Linked DNA regions of Homo sapiens: region 2 is linked to region 1. The links are chromatin loops, found by intact Hi-C in ENCODE. Cell type or tissue: PC-3. All regions are shown on one strand.

Region 1 (8,000 bases):
AAAGAACTAATAAAGAAAATTTGAAGCATAGGGAATCATCTTGATAGCAGAGAATCCCTGTTTCCTAGGCCAATTACCTAAAAGGTTAAAAAAAACACCCATTTCACTATTTTCTATTAAGAGCAGATCAACTCTCCAAGAAAACCTTGTCATTGTAACAGAGGACCAAATTTTAATTTTGCATCAGTGTACTTTTGATGTGTAATGTTCCCTATTTAGAAAAACATAAAGAGTTACCTTCTAATTTTAGCCAGCTTTATCACGCATAAAATTCTTTTCACAAGATTCGTCTTCCACAAATATTCTACAGTTTTCTTATCCATTCAGTTTTTGGCCTATACTTTTCCTATTTTCTCATTTTGGAATAACCACTCTACTTTGGAACAAAGATTATTCCCTTATTCCTTTAACAAAAATATATCCTTATACTTTACAACTTCTTTTATTAAAAAAAGCCTTACTTTTCTCACATCCAGAGTTGTTCCCCTTATTATTTCTACTTTTAGTTACCATATGTTAATTAGAATTTTAAATTCCTAGTAACCTTAAGTTTTAGTGAAAACCTGGGAATTAAGCAATTTTGAACTCCGTGTCTTATACTAACATTTTATGAATGTTAGTACATTTTATAATTTTTAAAATTATGTGTTTCCTCTAGAACAATTTTTTCATGTTTACTAACATACCTAAATATATTTAGCTTCTCCATACCATATAAAAATAAGATGCCAAAGTATATATACTTTAAACATATGTTCAGCAATTAATGTTTTAGTATTATAGCTAACTTAGAAATGACTCAGATGTTTCATAAATATCCATTACTTAATTTAATATAATGTGACTTTAAGATTTCAAGTTACTGAAAAAATATTTTTGAAACGGTGACAAGTGCATTTGTAAACTTTTATCCCATTAACATTCTCCAAATTTACTCATTCTTAACAATTATACTTCAGTTGTTCCTTAAACAAACTAGCCATTGAAGGAATTCAGGAAATGCCACCTCAAAATATGTTGCATTGTATACAGTCATATGTCCCTTAACAACAGGGATACTTTCTGACAAATGTATTGTTAGGTGATTTTGTCATTGTGCAAACATCATGAAGTGTACTTACACAAACCTAAATGGCATAATGTGTATACAATGAGGCTATATGGAATAATCTGTTGTTCCTAGGCTATGTACCAATGTGTACAGCTTGTTACTATACTCAAAACTGTGACAGTTGTAACGCAGTGGTATTTGTGTATATAAACATATTTAAACAGAGGAGGTACAGTAAAAATATGGTATAATAGATTAAAAAATGGTACACCTGTATAGGGCAATTATCATGAAAGGGGTTTGCAGGACTGGAAATTGCTCTGGTGATTCAGAGAGTGAGACGAGTGAATGTGAAGGCCTAGGACATTACTGTACACTATTGTAGACTTCATAAACACTGTACATTTAGGCTACACTAAATTTATTTTAAAAAATAAAGTAGTTGTGCTACAATGTTATGATGGTATAATATCACTAAGGAATTTTTCAGCTCCACCAAAAAGGTTTTGAAACCGCAGTCATCTGTGTAGTCAATCAATGACCACAATGTTATTATGCAGCACGTGACTCTGTTGATTAGTTTGAGGGCACCTGAAAAACAGCATAATGCAAGGTGGAGCTTTCTGAATTCCCCTTATCTGCCTAAAGACAGATCATCCCAGAGGAACTCAGTTATTATCAATCCTCTCCCTAGGATGTTCCAGCAATCAGGGACAATTAACTTTTATTAAAGGAGAGGAGACTTCACCAAACCTAGACAGCCGTCATCTATTGTTCTAAGAGCTCCTTCATCCCAAACAAGAAAAGGTGTAGGTAGGAAGCCAAGTTAAGACAAAATGGTCAAAGGTCAGGCTTGTTGAGACCAATGAGCTTTTCTGTTGTAAGGATTTTGAGTGGTTTTTCTTATAGATACAAATTTTTATGAAGAGTTTTTACATAGCCAGCTCAATACAAGAAAGATATATTTTGGAGACAAATTTAGTTAGCTAGGTAGTTTTTTTTCAACTTAGCTTGTTTCCTTACTAGATTACCAACTTCAGGGTGGAACCTATTAACAAATAGATCAAAGAAAGTATTTTCTTTGCCTGGACTCAGCATGGATACCTCTGAAAAAGAAGGAAACCTGCTCTACCTGAGGTCCTAACCTTTATAAACATCTTAGATTTCTTTTCACTTTTGGGATAGGATAGTAACTAAGGGAAAAGGTTAATAGATTCAAATTTTCTTATCAATTAGTCACTTAAGATTTTTATTCACCTTTGCAAAAGAATATTTTTAAAGAGTCAATAAAATGTTTTGAAATCTTTTTAGAAGCTTCTGCACAAGATAGGTGTTCCTGAGTGGGCTTAATTTGAGAGTCCTCAATTTTAGATGCACTCTGTAAAGTTCTGTGTTGTTCACCTGGAACATTCTACATAATGGCCACTTTAATTCTAAATTACCTTTGGTAAGATTTCACCATTTTTGTAAGCGTTTGAAGCTTCCAGGGACAAATACTTATACATGTAAAAGGCAAGCATAGCTGGAAGGGGGTGTACTCAGTTCTTTAGAAATTAAGGATCCCATTTTTACATTGAATCTTGGTTCCCTTAGAACAAATATAAGATCCTAGGAGGGAAAGACTGCAGGGTTGGGTCATGTAATGCTTTGGCAGGGTATCTCATTGCATAGACACTCTCTTGATGCTGGCGGGCACTGCCCTGTTCCATGTCCAGCTTATCCTAACATAATAGTCTTATTTTCTGTTGCCAGGCTGCTTTAGTAGTTCTTAAGTTCCTGAACTGAGCCCACCAGTCAAGTTGTGGCTTTGGCTTTGAGATACACTTGAGCAGCTTAGCTAGTGATATTCCAGTTTCTGTCTGACTCAGGAACCTGAGGCCTCCCTTACCTAAGTGCACAAGAAAAAGAAATTAAGAGAATAGAATTCAAATTACATGTGAATTTCAAAAAAAAAAAAAGAAAAAAACAACCCATCAAAAAGTGGGCGAAGGACATGAACAGACACTTCTCAAAAGAAGACATTTATGCAACCAAAAAATCACATGAAAAAATGTTCATCATCACTGGCCATCAGGGAAATGCAAATCAAAACCACAATGAGATTATCCCATCTCACACCAGTTAGAATGGTAATCATTAAAAAGTCAGGAAACAACAGGTGCTGGAGAGGATGTGGAGAAATAGGAACACTTTTACACTGTTGGTGGGACTGTAAACTAGTTCAACCATTGTGGAAGTCAGTGTGGCGATTCCTCAGGGATCTAGAACTACAAATACCATTTGACCCAGCCATCCCATTACTGGGTATATACCCAAAGGACTATAAATCATGCTGCTATAAAGACACATGCACACATATGTTTATTGCAGCATTATTCACAATAGCAAAGACTTGGAACCAACCCAAATGTCCAACAATGATAGACTGGATTAAGAAAATGTGGCACATATACACCATGGAATACTATGCAGCCATAAAAAATGATGAGTTCATGTCCTTTGTAGGGACATGGATGAAATTGGAAATCATCATTCTCAGTAAACTATCGCAAGAACAAAAAACCAAACACCGCATATTCTCACTCATAGGTGGGAATTGAACAATGAGATCACATGGACACAGGAAGGGGAATATCACACTCTGGGGACTGTTGTGGGGTGGGGGGAGGGGGGAGGGATAGCATTGGGAGATATACCTAATGCTAGATGACGAGTTAGTGGGTGCAGCGCACCAGCATGGCACATGTTGACATATGTAACTAACCTGCACAATGTGCACATGTACCCTAAAACTTAAAGTATAATAAAAAAAAAAATGGAGTTTATGCCCTCTGCAGTAATAAGCACTTACTGCAACAGCTATCAGTTAGCTTTAAAACTGCAGCTCTTACCAGTGACTCCTCAGCCACCCCAAACCCAAAGGTTATGCGCTCTCTCGCAGCACAAACTAACTCTTGGTACCTAATCCAAGGTCAAATGTCTTCTCACAGAACAAACTAAGTCTGGCTTCAAAAGCCCATAAAAACAGCGGGTTGATGCAAAAAGATCAGAGTCCTACCTAAGAGGAACTTACAACCCTTGGGGCTCCATGAGGAAGACAGGGGACCTCAAAAGGGTCAGCAGTGCCTCTCCTGCTTTCCTCAAGAGATCTCTGGAGTTGTCAGCAGTGATATTCAGGTCCCTTAGGTTGCAAGAACTGTCAAAAGACAAAATTACAACACATTTAATTCAAAGATCTTAATTGGCTTTTACTTGTGATTCTGGAATCTGGCAACACTTTATTCTATAAAATAGAATGAGTGTTCCAACGAGCTAGGCAGAGGAGGTTGGTTTTATGGAAAGAAAAGGGCCGAAGAAAGCAGAAATAGAAAACAAAAAGCAGATTGGTTGTTTCAAAGCTACTTTCTGTATAAAGGTTAAAGCAGAAGGGACTTCCTTATCCTGCCAGCTAAAACTGGCTTGTTTGAGGAATTGGCCATTAACTCTTCTGGCTATTAATTGGCTATTAACTTCTGATTTCTTGGAAGGTCAGATAAACAACTTAGTTTCTGTTTGATGACATGGAATGTTAGTATGAGTGACTCCATTTTGGTTTGGTTCACTGGGCCTAGTGCAGGAGCTCAGTCCAAACCATTGGCATCCTATAAATTTTACCTAACACCGCCAGTAAAATTTACATCTGAAAACGTGTATATATGATAAAATTAGAACACTTTTTTGGATGTTGTTCTCATGGTGCATTCAGATAGCTGGCAGAGTTTCTAAATGAGATGAGTCATGATTTTATTGTCACTCAGGATCTCTGAATCATACTCTGTACATTTTCATCAGTAATCATAGAGTAAGAGTTGAAACATTTGACTCAATACATGGAACTATTTTTGAGAAAAGTTTCTTTCCTTGGAGAGTGATAAAAATTAGTGGTACTTTAGAGATTGACATTAATGAGTAAAGGAAGATTCGGTGCTGCTTGGGCAGGCAATCACTTACAACTTCAATTAACTTCAGGCAGAACAGATAAAATAATATTAGGATTTTGTTGTTTATAGATACTGTTCATTGAAATTCAGGATTTCCTAATTTGTGAAATATCAAACAAGTGCAAATTAGCTTCTCCCCTTATCATATGGGTTCAAAATGAAATGGCCTATTAGCAATCGTGTTAAAGCACAATGACTTAAGCATGCTTAAGTTAGTATTCAGTAATTCATTCCTTCATATAGTTATTAAAAACATTTACCAAGTGTTTCTTGGACAAGTCTGTCTGTGTGTAATGGGTTCTAGATAGTCAGAGATAGAAGAAAGGATCCCTGTATTAGTATATTTTTAACTAATCCTGATGGAGGTATGCATAACTGGAAGTGGAATGAGGTGGAGTGGAGTGAGAAAAATGGAAGAGGCAATCATGAAAGAGAAGGTTTCTGAGAGGAGGTGATGTTGCTAGTCACGGAAGTGAAGGACGAGTGTTCTCAGCAAACAGCATGCAAAGTTGTTTAGGCTGAAGAAAGCTTGGTAGGTTGAAGGAACTACAACAATGCCTAGACTGGGAAGGTGTATAGCACAGAGGTAGCTAGGTTCAGAACATAAAGCTGTTGAGTCAAAAATGTATTACAATGATACTGAGAGGTTGAAGTCAAGATTCCTTTACCAGCTTGAAGAGGTAAACCTGTAATACACAATTTAACATCTTACCCTCACTTTCTTTATCTGCAAAATGGGGCCTCTAAATCTACCTCTCTCGCACAAGTAATTCTATTTCTGTGACCAATTTTAGTTTAGTAAACTAAAGAGAAAAAATATAATATTGGTTTAGAGTTTTAAGGAATCTAGGGCAATATTTAGCACATGGATCTCAGCTGCTAAGTGTGTTGCAGAATTCTTGGGTTTTTCTCACTTTGAAATAAAAATTAATACTGTGAAATGCATTTTTGATTAGATGGTTACTAAGAAGTTAACTTTTGTCACAAACATGCTACCTGATGTTAAACTGTTATTTGCATCATGGACAATGCTAAAAGATAAATATTTGTGCAATTATGAAAGTTTGTGTTGGAAATATAGAATTAAAATTCAACTTGGCAAGTTTATTTTTATTTCTCTTTCTATGTTTTGCTTCTATAATTAATTCACCTTGACTTGTATTTTCTAAATTGCATAACAGGTGTGTTCACCTGTATAATACATGTCTTCAATCTTCTCACTATAAATTGAAAATTAAAGTGTAACATATACACCTATATATTGCTCTATAAATTTGAGGATATGATACTGCAGTTCTTTCAGAAAAACACTGATTGTAATTAATGTGAAGTCGAACAGTACTATTCCTGGTAGGTAAAACTCAGGTTTTTCCAGTTTATACTATTAAGGATTAAATGTGCTTGGTTTTCTTGCAAGATGCACTATCCTTCTAAATTTAGTCATCTAATTAAGATTTCCATTCATGGGAAATGACTTCAAAGAGCACATAAGACAGGCTTTTACACAAATAAGTTTTGATTGGATTAATTGGATTTGCATAAGTTTTATGATATGAGTGTACTAGAGTCTTGACTTCTTTCGCTTATGAGAGAGAACTTAAAGGAGTTTGAAAGAGAAAACACATAAAAGTTTGCAAAGGAAGCAGGTAAAAGCAGTCATGTTAATGGCATGGCAAGAACACACTATGAGGAACAAAAGTAGTAAAAGCTTTGGCAGTATATAGGCAGGTCAAGCCACAAAACCTGGGCATAGGAAGAAGGAAACTGAAGATTCAGACAGATCACAATATTTTGTTGCTTCTTTCAGGAGAAAAAGGGTCTAGAGCATCCCTGATGCCTGAGGTGGGTTTGGTTATAGAGACTGCCACAGAAACCAGTAGTGCATTTAGGACCAGGAAAACCAAGATAAAGATGGCTTCTTGGATTATGGGCAGGCAGTCAGGCATCAGAAAGATAGCTCTAATAGAGGGTCACTTAGACATGAGAGAGCAGTGCTGAGCCAGAGTTACGGATATGAGGGCAGCCTGGAACCAGGATGCTGAGAGGCAAGGCAGAGCATGGCAGTCTGGAAGAAGCAAAGATGTGGTGAATTTGAGAAAAGATACCTTAGTAAGATGAGGCAGGCTGGTCAGATTCAAAGTCAAGAGAGGGAAAAGTATAGAACATGGTGGTGAGATGAGATCCCAGGCACACGATCTGGGTTGCAGAGCTTGGCAGCCCCACATCAGATTACCAGCAGTTGGAGGCCAGAAATCCATCGCAGGAGGCAGAAATCTGCAACCTGGGACCAGAAATTGATTCTAAGGAGAGTCTGAGCAACAGATGTGAGGTAATATAATTATGAAAGCCTTGATATGGAACCAAACAATCTGACCTTACATTTGCTAATACAGAAGCTAAGTGCAGAACATTCATCCTAGCATTCATATATTAAATAATAATGTGATGTCTATAATAGCAACAACATAGCCCCTTACGTTTGTATAGGCTCTATCACTTAGAGAATAGCTCACAATAATCAAATGGCATGGATATTGCAGTCATTTAGAGATGATAAAACTGAGGCTTAAAAAATTAGACTTGCTCACAGTCATGCAACCAAAACAGTAGCAGAGCTTAAATTAGAACATAACCCTGGCATTTTTAAACCTTTGTTAAGTACTTTGCAGTGAGTAAAGAACAAGAAAACTGCTCTGAAGAAATTAGAAGGGCTCTTCTGACCTCAGGAAGTTTACAGTCAACATAAAAATCATACAGAAATAACCTAAATGAGAAGCTAAACTTTCAAAAATTCACTCCAGTACCTAGAAGAATGCCTGGGACCTGGGAGGTACTCAGTCACTGTTTTACGTATAAATGAGTATCAGGTGAAATGCTGGGTAGCCCAGTGAAGAAAATAATCAATTTGAACTCAGGATATAGAGAAGCCTTCTCTGAGAACATGCGTTTTAGCAACTCAATGACAGGAT
Region 2 (8,000 bases), 63 kb after region 1:
AGCTCCGAAGGTCACAGGCCAAGATGGAGACAGTTCAGCTCCCCCTGCCCCAGAGTATTGAGACCTGGGATGGATTGTAAAAGGCTAGAACTTGGCTAGAGAGATGCCTTGTATCACTTGGACTGCTTACATATTTATACAGCCCCTTTTGGCAGCTACAAGGGCTGCAAACTGCCCAGAAAAAAAAAAATAGAGAAGATAATTACTGGATTTCATAGTGTTCTAAAATGGCAGGTATGAACTAAAAACTTAAATTTTCATTTTGGTTTACTCTCTTAGGCAGATGTATTGTTTATTTAACCAGGGACAATAGTTAATGGTATATATGCATTTCTAAGAATTTTTCTGAGTATATTATCAATACCAGATACTTATTGACGTTTATACCATAAAATCTGATTATATTATCAAAGTCATTTCTTTTACAATTGCTCTACTCATGACTTGAAATAATAATTGAATACAGTCAACAAATTTGCTTATAAAATAATACATAAACTTATGAGCAGTTGAGCTATAGAATACATTAGATGGGGGAAGGACCAAATTATTCTTGAGCGTAGTGGCTCATGACATTTCATTTGCTGCAATCAATTGACACCATATGTTCATTAGCATAAGTCCAGATGCCAGAAATGTAGGTACCTATTCACTGTTTTGTTTTGTTTTTAGTTGACACATTTCCCTTATCGTACTTATGGTTTTTTTTTGTTGTTGTTGTTGTTTTTGAGACAGAGTCTCGCTCTGTCACCCAGGCTGGAGTGCAGTGGCACGATCTCAGCTCACTGCAAGCTCCGCCTTCTGGGTTCATGCCATTCTCCTGCCTCAGCCTCCCTAGTAGCTGGGCCTACAGGTGCCCGCCACCACGCCCAGCTGATTTTTTGTATTCTTAGTAGAGATGGGGTTTCACCATGTTAGCCAGGATGGTCTCGATCTCCTGACCTCATTATCTGCCCGCCTCGGCCTCCCAAAGTGCTGGGATTACAGGAGTGAGCCACCGCGCCCGGCCTACTTAAGTGTTTTATTGTCCTAATTCTGGCTGATAAAATGTAGTTAAACAAAGTAATTTCACAATTTCATTTAACAACATGAAAGCAACCTCGGCATTGCATTGAATCTTAAAGTCTTCCTTCAAAGTAACATCTGTTTGGTAGAAATCTATTCCACTTTATTTTTTCTAGCTGTATTCATAATGCTGGTTTTTATCAAGTATGTGTCCTCTAAATATGGCATACACAAATGGAAACATTAAAAACACTTAAACACTTCAACAGCTTCCCCCTGCTAATAATATTGTTGAGGTTGATCTAAAATGAAAATTCAGATAAAACAAGAATGGATACAGTAAGAATAAAAAGAAAAAAAGACAGTTGGACTATCTGTGCTTGGTGTTTCTAGATGATTAAGAATGTTATGCTAAGAATTGGCCATTTGTAAGAGATTGCCATACGAGGTAAGTAAAACAAAATAATTGCTACTCTTGAATTCTGCTTTTAAGAAACTGATTTCAAAAACTTCATAAACTCCAGTTAATGATTTGAATCATACAGGCGTATATATGTCTATAAATATATGTTTGTACATACACATAATATGCTATGCTAATAAAGGAAATACCTTCATGAAAAGTCATTTTTTTTATTGAATGTTTCAGATGTACATCACCAACACAATCAAAGCCAAGGGAACCAGACTTGCTAAGCCAGTTCTATGCTTGGGCTTAATGTGTTTGGCATTTCTTACTGGACTCAACAGAGTAGCAGAATATCGAAATCATTGGTCAGATGTTATAGCAGGCTTTCTGGTTGGAATATCTATAGCAGTATTTCTGGTAAGTACAAATTTATTTATATATCATTGGGTTTTTAATTAACTTGCATAATCACCATGAGAAAATACAAGTGTGAATCACTGGGTTTGTCTAAATGTAGTATATCAAACAAATCATTCATTTAAGTATATAAAACAAATCATTTAAGTCATTCATTTCTTCCTCCTCCCCCATTTGTTCTGCCACAAGTCAGGTTTGGGGATGAAAAAAATACAAATCCTATGCTTAAAGTTGAACAATATATTTTCATATAAAATAGAGCTGGCCTAAAAACATACTGTCCCTCCCAAATAGTTTTTAAGACTGGGTAAAAACTGCCTATAATATTTTTTAAGGATTTATAACAAACTTTATATAAATCCTTAAAAAATGTTATAGGCGAGTTTCAGGACTGGTTTGGATATTTTTTAAAGATTCCTCAGGGAAGTTGGCATGCTGGGGTATTGAGAGAATCCCAAAGTCCCCTAGTGAGTCCCTGCTGTACTCTCCCTGAGCCTCCATGTCCCAGTGCTAGCAGGTCAGCCTCACCTGTGAGATGAGGCATTTTACATCAGTAACTAAAAACTCATGAATAGTTTCTAAGACCATACCATGTCAAATCATATTTCACCGCATAGTAAAGAGCATACACAGTGACTTCTAATGAAGTAAGCATTCCATTTATACTCTTATTATAAAATCTTCTAGGACTATTTCCATAGGTTTTGGTTGTTGGAAAATGTATTTTAGTCTGACTTTAGAATTCATTATTATTTATTTAACCAGAGGCAATAGTCAAGGGTTTGTATGCATTTCTAAGTATTTTTCTGACTTATTATCAGTACCAAATACTTACTGATGTTTATACCATAAAATCTGATTATACTCTTAAAGTATAGTATAAGTTGTGAGTGTATAACATTTTATAAGTATGAGTATATAATAAACAGCCTGAACTTCCCTCTATTCATGTGCACTAATCATTATGAGTATATCACATTTTACCCAAATGAAACAATGTGTAGACTATGAATCAAAACATATTTTTGCATTGACACATTATAATTTAAAAAATACTTTATGTCCATTTTGATTACATTTAAATTGCCCTTACATGTAACTTAACTTTATTAGCCTCATTTTACTAGTTAATAATCAGTAAGCAAACACTTCAGTGAATCTTTCCAGCTACCAAATGTTGAAACATAATTTATGTACTGGGCATTTTAAATAAGTTATTTCCTCTAGAATCTCCTGCGGTAAAGTAGTCACCATGACCTCATCCTGTGCTGCTTTTTTTTTTTTTTTTGGTGATACCACTCTCTGTGATTCCCAAGGTCCCTGGGAGACTTAGACTCAACCTTCTGTCTTTCCTGGAGATATCCTGTAGCCTCGTGAGAACTGGGGCCCTGGCTTGAACCAAAAACTTTTTTTTTTTTTTTTTTTGCATTGACTCACCACAGTTGAAACTGGTTAACATTCAAAAAGCAAAACCAACAACAAACTTTACATAAATCCTTAAAAAATAGTATAGGCAAAGCCAAGAGCATACAAGTAGCCAAAATTTCAAAGCACTGGTGTCAGATGCAACTGTATTTCAGCTCTGCGGGTCCATAACATCTTCACTGGCATCTCATCAGCCTTCTTGTTTATCTGTCGCTATTGCCACCTTCCCTATACTTCCAGTGAACACCTTACCTTACAAGGCCAACCTCAGAATGCTGGTGCCTTCCAAGTCACTTCCCTGTCTGGTGAATGTTGAGCTGAGCTCTGGATCCCCCTTGAGCTCAAGACCCTCCAATTGCACAGGTTGAGAACGTTTCATGATAGCCCTTTGAACATTCCCATACTCTCAGGAAAATGACTTCATGAAAGGATTATATGTAAAAACTGACTATATAATAACTAAAAATGCATTTATGCATTCATTCACAGCCATTTATGAATGTGAATGCCTATAGGTGTGTTATTTAAATGTGGCTAAATAACAGCCTCCCTAAAGGATCATTATAAGGCTCTATAAAGGTTAAACAAAATAGTGCATGTTCAGCGAATTTGTGACATGAATGACTGGAAAAAGTTCCATAAACTATAGTTTGCTTCCTCTCAGTTCCTTTTACCCTACGTAAGATTTGTGTTTTGAAAATGTATTTGCAGGACAATAAGACAAAGTTGAGGATAGAAGAGATGGGTTATGCAGAACCAGGGAAACAGGATGGTGCAAATTGGCCCTCAGTGGCACAAAGAGGGAGGATATCCATCATGTCCTCCAGGATATTTAGGAGGTGGAATGGTTTGGAGCCTGGTGGAACATGGAAGGTGATGTGGACGAGGCACAGGGAGCCTTCTATGATGATTCCCAGTTTTCTCATTTGGGAAACTCAACACATTTATTCTGAGCAGTAACTCCAGCTCTGGCCTGTAATATGTTGTAATATCCTAGGGTGTTTCTAATTATCTTGCAGTGTGTGCAGAATTCTAAAGTGATTCCAAAATAAAATTAATGCTAATCTACTCCAGGTCTCTATGTCTCAGTTAAAGGAACCCAGACCACCCAGTCACCCAGACTCAATGCCTAACATTTGCCTTTGGCTCATTCTCCTGTTTCATTCCACACACCAGTGATTCATTTAGGCCAGGTTAATTTCCACTATAAAAATATTTCTTCCATGTCTTGTATCTTTGCTCTCTGACCATAACTTTTGAATTGTAGACATTATTGCTTCTTACTAAAATAGTGAGGCCTTCTCTGAACCATGTTTAAAATGACTTCTCCTCCTTGAGGATTCCTTTCCTTATTCCTTACTTTACTTTTCTACAAAGGATATTCCAACTTTTAATATGTAATATTAACTAATGTGTAATAAATTACTGTGCAGTATACCATATGGAGCATTTTTGGTTTTGCTTTGCTATCAATCCCACTAGAATGTAAGCTCCCTGTGAAGTCTTTTTCTTTGTTTTGTTCACAGCATATCCCCAATAACTAGAACAAGGTCTGGTACAGAGGAAGTACTGAATAAATATATGACGAATGAATTAATACATGAAGGAATGATTAAAGAATTTTTTATTTACTTCCCAGAGTTCTTTTAAGGATTAAGTGAAATCACACATGTAAGAAGTGAAGCCTAGTGCAGACAAGACACTGAATACCACGGTCTTCACGTTTGATGACTATATTCAAACCCTTTACACATTTGAGATTTGGCTCAGACAAGATCCAATTTCCCCAGGAAGTTTCCCTGATTGGCTGATTTTTCCATTTTTTCCTGAATTTCTACCACTCTTTCAGTCTGTCCTCTTATAATTTAATAAGGAATTATGTGCTGTGTTAATTGTATTACTCTTATCTCATGGGCATTTTGTTTCAGGTTAGAGCGCAGAATCACCATACTTAGCAAAATACAAGGCAAATACTATTTGAACACTATTTTTAGATTGATTATGATATTTATGACAGTGTCAGGCAGAAGAGCTCAAGTTTATTGAGCCACAAAAATAGTTTGTCATGTTATCATATACAACAATAATAGTTATTGTGCTCTTTACTACATTAATGCAATTAACCCTCAGAACAGCTCAGTGAAATGTTTTTATTGTCTTCATTTTGCAGGTTTAAAAAAATTGAAGCCTGATTATATAAAGTAACTTGCCCATGTTTACAAAGTTAGTAACTGAGAGATCCAGGATTATGATCCAGACCAGTTTGACCCCAAAGCCCATGCACTTAACCCCATGCAATAATGATGTTTCATTTGCCAACAAAGAGTGAAAATGAACAAGAATGGATCAGATTAAGTTATCATCATGACAGGAAAAAGAAAATATATATGCAGTGATGATTTACTCATATCATCTTGGTAGGAGAGAATAGAATTACAAGAATTATACATGCGGAAGTCACTAATGTAAAACCAGAACGTCTGAAAGCAAAGTAACATTAAATTATATAAGCACATCAGAAAATTTGAGAATTTCTGTCCTAGATGCTTGCTCATTCATTAATCTGATCCCTCACTGTGACAGTGTGAACACAGCAGTGAGCAAAAAAGAGCATCTTTGCATTTGTGGAACTTGGAAGAGACACATCAATCAAAGTATTACTTTAAATGATGTTTAATTTCATACTAAGTGCTCTGATAAAAATAATCACAGCTCCATGTAAGCAAAAAGCAAACAAACAAAAACAAAATAAACCATCCCAGCTAGGAGTTCAAGGAAGGCATCCACGAGGAAGTGAAGCTGAGACGAGATATCATGGCTGAGTTAGGTATGGCATCCAAAGACAGTGGAGGTGAGGAGTATCTAAACAGCAGGAAGTGAAAGGTAACAGAAAGTGTTTTGAAAACAGAGAAGGAAGGCTGCAAAAGTGGGGCTGGGCCAGAGTTTACACATTAAGAAAAACGGAAAGCCAAGCCATGAATGGCTTTAAGGGGGTAACATAATCCAGTTTGCATTTGGAAAGATCATTCTCACATTATGGTGGAAATAGAGGGGCCAAGATTAGATTTAGAGAGATAGTTTAGAAAGCTGTGTAGGAATCCAGGCAACAGGTGGTAGTTGCTTCGTTTTTGGAGTTGGTGGAGGAGATAAAATGAAGCAAATATAAGAAATCAAGATATTTAGGTACCAAGATATTTGGAAAGTAACATTGAGCAGATTCAGTAACTGGTCAAGTATAAGAGGTGTAAAGGATTAATTCAAGTTTTTAGCCTTGTGAATCTGCACTGGGGCGGAGGTGGGTGTTGGGGAGTGGGGTGGCATGTTGCCTTTCCTTGAACGTGTCCAGAGAAGAGATCAAGTTTGGAGTGGGTGCTGGAGGGGGCAGATCTTGAGTTTAGTTTTGAGTAGTTGTTGAATTGTCATACCTTTGCCAGCCAAAGAAATGACGTTAACTTAGTGATCTATTGCAACCTCTTCGTTTTCTAATTGATAAAACTGAGACTCGGAGAACTGTCTGATAATGTATAGACTCAGGCATGTTCAGGATCAAAAACCATGTCCCTCACTTTTTCTTATCACCATTTTTACAAACAAGACCTCTGTTCCACATCGTAAATGTTAGCAGACAAGACTTATTAAATATTGGAATATAACTCTACAGAGGATTAGGTAATTTCTTTCCTAATAATTAAAATACTAAGAGTAAGAAGAATAATCATCGTTGTTATTGTTGGCCAAAATTCTTGATTATATCCTTTGTATTTTAGAGCAGTGGTCAGTCAGCCAACTGCAGCCCACAGACCAAATTTGATCTGCTGCCTATCTTTGTAAAGAAAGTTATATTTGAATACTGACACTCCCATTTGTTTATAAACTGTCCGTGGCTATTTTTGCACCAAAAAGGTGGAGTTGAATAGTTGCTGCAAAGGTTGTAAGGCTGCAAAGCCAAAAATATTTACTGTCTTCCTTTTACAGACAAAATTTGCTTACCTTATCTCTAGAACAGTCAGTATCTGTCAGACCTTTGTGGGGTCATGAAGCTGGTAACATCATGAGGTAGTAGCTTTATCAAGTATCCATCTCCAAGCCCTTACTGTCCCTTACTTTAAAGATCTTTAAAGTGGCAACTACAAAGTTGAGGTATCAAATTATCAGGCTTTGATCTATATCTCTAATCTGTAGTTCTTCTGGGAAGTGGAAGGATAAGAAATCTATAATAATTTGCAAAGGAGTATTTTTCTGACGTAAAATCTCAGTAGGTGTTCTTATTTTGTAGATTTGTAAATTTTATTTAAAAACTGGAAAGCAACCAAGATCTAATTGATCTAATTGGCCTTTGAAGATATTCAGTAATGAACTCTATGAAAGAAAAGGCTTTTCAGTGTAGCATTTGTGAAAATATGAAATGTAAATGTATAATTATATATTAGGTACTTTACAAAATGAATGTTAGGTTATAGCTGCAAATGAGGCCTGTATTTTGATTTGTAATAGAATATGAAACACAGAAAATAAAACTCAAGAATACCTTTACCAAGAATACCTTGTTTATTGTGTAAGCAAACAGTAGCAAATAATCTTCCTGGTATGTTTAATTCATTATTTCTTAAATATGATTCACCTGCATTAGAAGCTTCTCGAATGCATTTTTGAAGTGCCAACTCCTAGGCCCCATTCTTCATTTACTAAATCAGAATCTTTAGGGGAGGGCTTAGGAATATGTATTTTTAACAATGCCAAAAAT

What was found. Peaks named below come from ENCODE experiments on the same cell type or tissue, not always from the same donor. Only the 100,000 strongest peaks of a DNase experiment are listed, where the experiment ranks them.
Region 2: it touches region 1 in a loop (8-fold over the local background); 2 of 110 quality-filtered maps call a loop at or near these places.

Annotation. Positions count from the first base shown.
Region 1 is chr1:98,978,956-98,986,955 of GRCh38, reverse strand. The region is part of intron 1 of PLPPR5 (phospholipid phosphatase related 5); the gene reads left to right. Among named protein-coding and RNA genes, the nearest start is that of PLPPR5-AS1, 21 kb to the left of the region's middle. In PC-3, no CTCF peak of the experiment used is centred here; DNase peaks (open chromatin) are centred at 1,115 and 4,835; H3K27ac peaks cover 2,947 bases.
Region 2 is chr1:98,915,713-98,923,712 of GRCh38, reverse strand. PLPPR5 (phospholipid phosphatase related 5) reads left to right here. Exons shown (of 6, transcript NM_001037317.2): 4 at 1,655-1,831. Among named protein-coding and RNA genes, the nearest start is that of PLPPR5-AS1, 85 kb to the left of the region's middle. In PC-3, no CTCF peak of the experiment used is centred here; DNase peaks (open chromatin) are centred at 1,692 and 3,112; H3K4me3 peaks cover 2,766 bases; H3K27ac peaks cover 5,387 bases.